2 separate regions of the Homo sapiens genome follow, and region 2 is linked to region 1. Evidence: read pairs that join two places in POLR2A ChIA-PET (ENCODE). Cell type or tissue: Panc1. All regions are shown on one strand. Each heading gives the region's core, and the rest is flanking DNA. Links, peaks and the distances in the headings are about the cores only.

Region 1 (2,923 bases), core at 313-2,812:
ACCTGAGCAGGGCCTTGGAGGACATTCTCCAAGATCCCATGAAGCTTTGTCCCCATGCACTTCCTTGGTGGTGTGAACACTCAGCCGGCCACAGCTATCCCATGAGTAAGTAGCCCTATTAGATGTCTCATCTTGTTCAGGGGAGAAATATGACCACTTCTGTCATGAGGGCAAAGCCTGACTGTGCCACACCTGGGCTTGGCTTCTTAGGTCCTCCAGAGGAGACCTTGTTTCTGATGCATTTTACAAGCCGCTTCATAGTGTTACTAATGAATAGGACAGACCATAAAAGCAGGGAGGAAATGAGCCAGCATAACGTTCCCACTGTGAATTTTGGTGAGAAACCCAAAGAATCAACCAGTGGAAAGGACACAGAGCCGCGGTCTTGGGAAGTGTTGTTGAAGGCTGGGGTTTGAAGGCAGAAAAGAACAGAATGGACAACTAGGGACCTTCCAGCATGACTCAGCTGTCTGTGTGTCTGCGTGTGCCTGAGTGTGTGTCTATAAGAAGGAACCATGTGGATGCATATATAGGGGTGCCTGTCATATAAATATCTGGGTCTGAGTAAATGGGAGAAAGCATCATCTAAAACCCCAGGAGCAAACGCTAAGATTTGGTCAGGTTAGAGGAAAATATGTTTCCCCTCCTTCTCCACTTCTACTTCTTGAGAGTATTTTTAGGGGAGGAGGAAGTGCTGAAAAGCTTACTGTAAAGCAAATGAGAGGAAAACTGTTGATAACAAAGTTTCTGCTATTAGGTGGCACAAATGTAATTGAGGTTTTTGCCATTACTTTCAATAATTATTCGTGTCAAGATGTTCACCTGGGTTAGGTGCACCACCAAATCTTTTGAGTAATGCAAAGGAAGTTCCTGGAGTTTGTCTGTGATAGAGATTCACAAAATATTCATTTGCTTAATAAAATGAAAGAAAATTTTGCGGATGTCCCCAGGCCCTGGGAAGTTGGAGAAATACATGTATCAGAGAAGTAAAAGACTGTCTGAAAAATTCCCTGCAGGGTTTGGTTAAGGAGCTTTAAGGATAGAGGCGATGAGTATTACATTGTAGGTTGTTTCCTATTCTACACTGTGCTGTAATTCACTTCTGATGTTGCTAAACCTTCCGTAAAATTCTGTGTATTAGTTGAGGTAAAGGTTAAGCTGCTGTAACAAAGAATGCCAAAATACAGTGGATTACAGAAGACAGATATTTATTTCTCATTCATGAGATGGTCCTGAGGTGAACAGCCTAGGAGTATATTAGACTTTGCTCCACACCTTCACACAGGGACGCAGCTTCCTTCAGTTGTTCTCATCGGCATGATTCAGCTGCATCCAGGCACATTCCTGTGCCTTTGTATAAACGAGCAGGGGGCAAAAGAACACGACCCACCATTTTTTTCAAGCAAGTGAGGCAGTGTTGCACACGTCTCTTTTGTTTATATTTCATTGGTTAGAACTTAGTCACATGATTCGACCTTGCCCCAGGGGAGGCTGGGAAATGTAGTCCCCTGTTGAGCAGCAACGGTTCACTTACGGCTATGGAAGAGAGAATGGAATTTGTTGGAAAACTGGTGGTTTTTATTGTGGTCTTGGACCTAGTCTCTCACGTGGATTATTGTAATAATCTGTCAATTGTACCCTTGCTCTAATCCAGCAATGCCCAAACTTTTGGCTTCCCTGAGCCACATTGGAAGAAGAGGAATTGTCTTGGGCCACACATTATAAAATATACTAACGCTAGCTGATGAGCAAAAAAAAAAAAAAAAGAAAGAAAAAGAAATCCAAAGAAAATCTCATAATGTTTTAAGGAAGTTTATGAATTTGTGTTGGGCTGCATTCAAAGCTGTCCTGGGCTGCATGTAGCCCACGGGCTGCGGGTTGGACAAACTTGCAGTCTAATCAGTGTATTTTGAAAACAATACTGCTGCTAAAATGTGATTCTCTCCTCAGAACTCCCCAGTGGCCTCTGGTGTTCTCTTGGAGTAAAAGCCAATGTCTTTGGAACTGCTTATCAAGCCCCACATGACCCCACCCACCACCCAGTTCTAATCTCATCCCCTCCCACTCACCTCCTTGCTCATTCCCTCCAGCCACACTGTCTTGTTTGCCTTCTTCAAACATGTCAGGCAACTACCTACCTCAGGGCTTTTGCACTGTTGAACCTTCTTCCTGAAGCACTCTTTCTCAGTTAGCCATTATTTCCTCACCTCCTTCAAGTCTTTATTCAAATGCCACCTTCTCATCCAGGCCTTCTCTGACCCCAACCATTTAAAAAGGCAACTCCAACCCCTGATACTCTCTGACTTCCTTCCCCTGGTTTTTCTCCATAGTACATATTACCAACATATATACATATACATAGGTATACATGTTTATATATGTATACATGTTTATACATGTATATAATTTTGATGTAATAATTAGTAGTCAATAAAATACATCAGATATTCAACCCTTTATTATAATATAGACTTTGTGTTAGATGATTTTGCCCCACTATAGGCTAAGTAAATGTTCTGAGCACGTTAAATTTAGGCTAGGCTAAGCTAGGATGTTCAGTAAGTTAGGTGTATTTATGCGGGGTTTTTTTTGTTTTTGTTTTTGTTTGTTTTGAGATGGAGTCTCCCTTTTGTTGCCCAGGCTGCAGTGCAGTGGCGCGATCTCAACTCACTGCAACCTCCGCCTCCCGGGGTCAAGCGATTCTCCTGCCTCAGCCCCCCAAGTAGCTGGGATTACAGGCACCCGTCACCACGCCTGGCTAATTTTTGTATTTTTAGTAGAGATGGGGTTTCACCATGTTGGCCAGGCTGGTCTCGAATTCCTGACCTCAGGTGATCTGCCAGCCTTGGCCTCCCAAAGTGCTGGGATTACAGGTGTGAGCCACCGTGCCCAACCTATTTATGCGTTTTTGACTTACAATATT
Region 2 (2,923 bases), core at 211-2,710, 870 kb after region 1:
CCAACCCATAGCCCGCAGGCTGCATGCACCCCAGGATGGCTTTGAATGGGGCACAACACAAATTTGTAAACTTTCTTAAAACATTGTGAGATTTATGTGAGATTTATGCATGGACCTTTTTTTTTTTTTTTTTTTAGCCCATCAGCTATTGTTAGTGTTGGTGTATTTTATGTGTGGCCCAAGACAATTCTTCGTCTTTCATTATGGCCCAGGGAAGCCAAAAGATTGGACACCCCTAAATTTTAGGGTCTATGAAAGCAAAGATTTTTGTTTTATTAATTGCTGTATCTCCAACTCATAGAACAGTGCCTAGCAGTTAGTAGTTGCACAATAAATATTTCTTGACTGACTAAATAGAGAAATTTGACTTTGAGAGTTCCTCCGATTTGTTGGCTAAAAAGGTTTCGTTATTTTAAAAATAAGGAAGTCTCCAGACTGCTTTCCACAGTGGCTGGACTAATTTACATTCGCACCATCAGTGTATAAGCAGTCCCCTTTCTCTGAAGCCTCACCAGCATGTTTTTTTATTATTATTATTTTTATTAATAGTTTGACTATGCTCACTACCTGGGTGATGGGATCCATACCCCAAACCTCAACATCGTGCAATATTCCCATGTAACAAACCTGTGCATGTACCCCCGTATCTAAAATAAAAGTTGAAATTTTAAAAATAATAAGGAAATAAAATCCTAGCCAGGTGTAGTGGCTCACACCTGTAATCCCACCACTTTGGGAGGCTGAGGCAGGTGGATCACTTGAGGTCAGGAGTTCAAGACCAGCCTGGCCAACATGGTGAAACCCCCGTCTCTACTAAAAATACAAAAATTAGCTGGATGTGGTGGTGCATGCCTGTAATCCCAGCTACTCTGGAGGCTGAGGCATGAGAATCGCTTGAACCCAGGAGGCGGAGGTTGCAGTGATCCAAGATCGTGCCACTGCACTCCAGCCTGGGTGACAGAGTCAGACTCCATCTCAAAAAAAAAAAAAGAAAAAAAAATCCTAAGGAAGTAAATGATAGTTTGGAAGAGTAGTATTCATCTGCAAATTCTACTCTCGGGGTTTTACATTTTTCTTGGAGCAGCCTTGAATTTACTATATTTTTATTTCATTGAATACAAATGAAAGCCATTCCTACTACCACACCATACATCCACGATGGCTGTATCTCATTGTGGCTAAAACCTAAGAAAACTCTGTTCACTGTAACGAAGTCTAGTGGAAGCTTGATGACATGGCTTTTAGGCATTAAAGTCTAATAAGACCAAAATAATAATAAAATTCAGTACGGGGGCATTATCCCTTGAGAAAAAATTTCACTTGTTTTGCTTCGATGCTGATATTGACCCTGAAAATTGGTCAAATCAAGCTTCTGATGTTAATTTAGGGTTGTTATCAGTTTTCTGCATATACAAGTAATTGGGTTTGAAATGTGTTTTAAGCCTGAATTAAAATAACTTAGTCACTGATGACTCATAGTGAGAAGTTTTTCCTTTTCCCTGCTGGAACATATGCCTTTACCTCCAACATGGCCTTTTAAAAACAATTAAAACATAAAGAACACTACTTTTGTGTGACAGTTTCTGGAAAAGTTCTGTTTAGGTTTAAATTGGTGACCACTTATTACAATGCTTCTTAGTAACTACACTAACTACAAATGAGTTTCCAAATTTCCATACAAATTTCTTAATCTCTGCCTTTATGGAAGTTTCCTCATTATATATGAAATGCTCAAAAGTCCACTAAATATTATATGAATGACCACAGGGACTTTATTTTGTTCATTATTGTATTCCTAGTGCCTAGAATAGTGCCCTGCACATAGAAGCCAATTAGTAAGCATTTGTTGAATGAAATCACATACTTTTTTTTTTTTTTTTTTTTTGAGACGGAGTCTCGCTGTGTCGCCCGGGCTGGAGTCCAGTGGCGCGATCTTGGCTCACTGCAAGCTCCGCCTTCCTGGTTCACGCCATTCTCCTGCCTCAGCCTCCCGAGTAGCTGGAACTACAGGTGCCCACCACCATGCCCGGCTAATTTTTTTGTATTTTTAGTAGAGATGAGGTTTCACCATGTTAGCCAGGATGGTGTCGATCTCCTGACCTCGTGATCCGCCTGCCTCAGCCTCCCAAAGTGCTGGAATTACAGGCGTGAGCCACCGTGCCCGGCCATACTTTTTTTTTTTTTTCTTTTGAGACAGTCTCACTCTGTCGCCCAGGCTGGAGTGCAGTGGTACAATCTTGGCTCACTGCAGCCTCCGCCTCCTGGGTTCAAGTGATTCTCCTGCCTCAGCCTCCCGAGTACCTGAGATTACGGCCTCCTGCCACCACGCCCAGCCATTTTTGTATTTTTAGTAGAGACTGGGTTTCACCATGTTGGCCAGGCCGGTGTTGAACTCCTAACCTCAGGTGATCCGCCTGCCTCGGCCTCCCAAAGTGCTGGGATTACAGGTGTGAGCCACCACGCCTGACCACATACATTCTTAATAATCGCGCATCTTAGAAAAATAATGAAAGTATTGAAATAAATTTTCTCCAGCTTTTTTGAATTAGGTAATCATCAATTCACAATCATCCTAGTTTGGGTGTCTCTCGGTATTAGCCCAAGGTAGTTCTGTTCGAATAGTTCCTAGCATTGCTTGTGCCAATCTTAAATCTCCTTTAGTGGATCTCTTACAAAAGGAAGGGTGAATTGCCACCACCCATAGGCACTTGCACCTGTGGGAACCAATGGGCGTTGTAACAGGAAATACTTCAGCTTGCAATACTGATAGTAATGTGTGGCACCCAGATCACGCTGTTTTTATCTGCAGTTCCTTTTTAGTATTGTACAAAGTTTCTTGAAGATTTTTAAATACATAAGTTTAAAAGAGAATTAACTTTCAATTTGCAAATTAAAATGAGAATGGTTGCCTTTTCTTCATTAT

The links. Peaks named below come from ENCODE experiments on the same cell type or tissue, not always from the same donor. Only the 100,000 strongest peaks of a DNase experiment are listed, where the experiment ranks them.
Region 2: POLR2A ChIA-PET joins it to region 1 with 6 read pairs; 1 of 35 experiments calls an interaction of 5 or more read pairs at or near these places.

What each region holds. Positions count from the first base shown.
Region 1 is chr12:119,228,549-119,231,471 of GRCh38, reverse strand. All of the region lies in intron 2 of LOC105370025 (a long non-coding RNA gene), which reads left to right. Among named protein-coding and RNA genes, the nearest start is that of HSPB8-AS1, 46 kb to the right of the region's middle. In Panc1, for the core only: no CTCF peak of the experiment used is centred there; a DNase peak (open chromatin) is centred at 1,476; H3K27me3 peaks cover 213 bases.
Region 2 is chr12:118,359,530-118,362,452 of GRCh38, reverse strand. All of the region lies in intron 1 of TAOK3 (TAO kinase 3), which reads left to right. Among named protein-coding and RNA genes, the nearest start is that of TAOK3, 12 kb to the left of the region's middle. In Panc1, for the core only: no CTCF peak of the experiment used is centred there; no DNase peak of the experiment used is centred there; H3K27ac peaks cover 1,179 bases.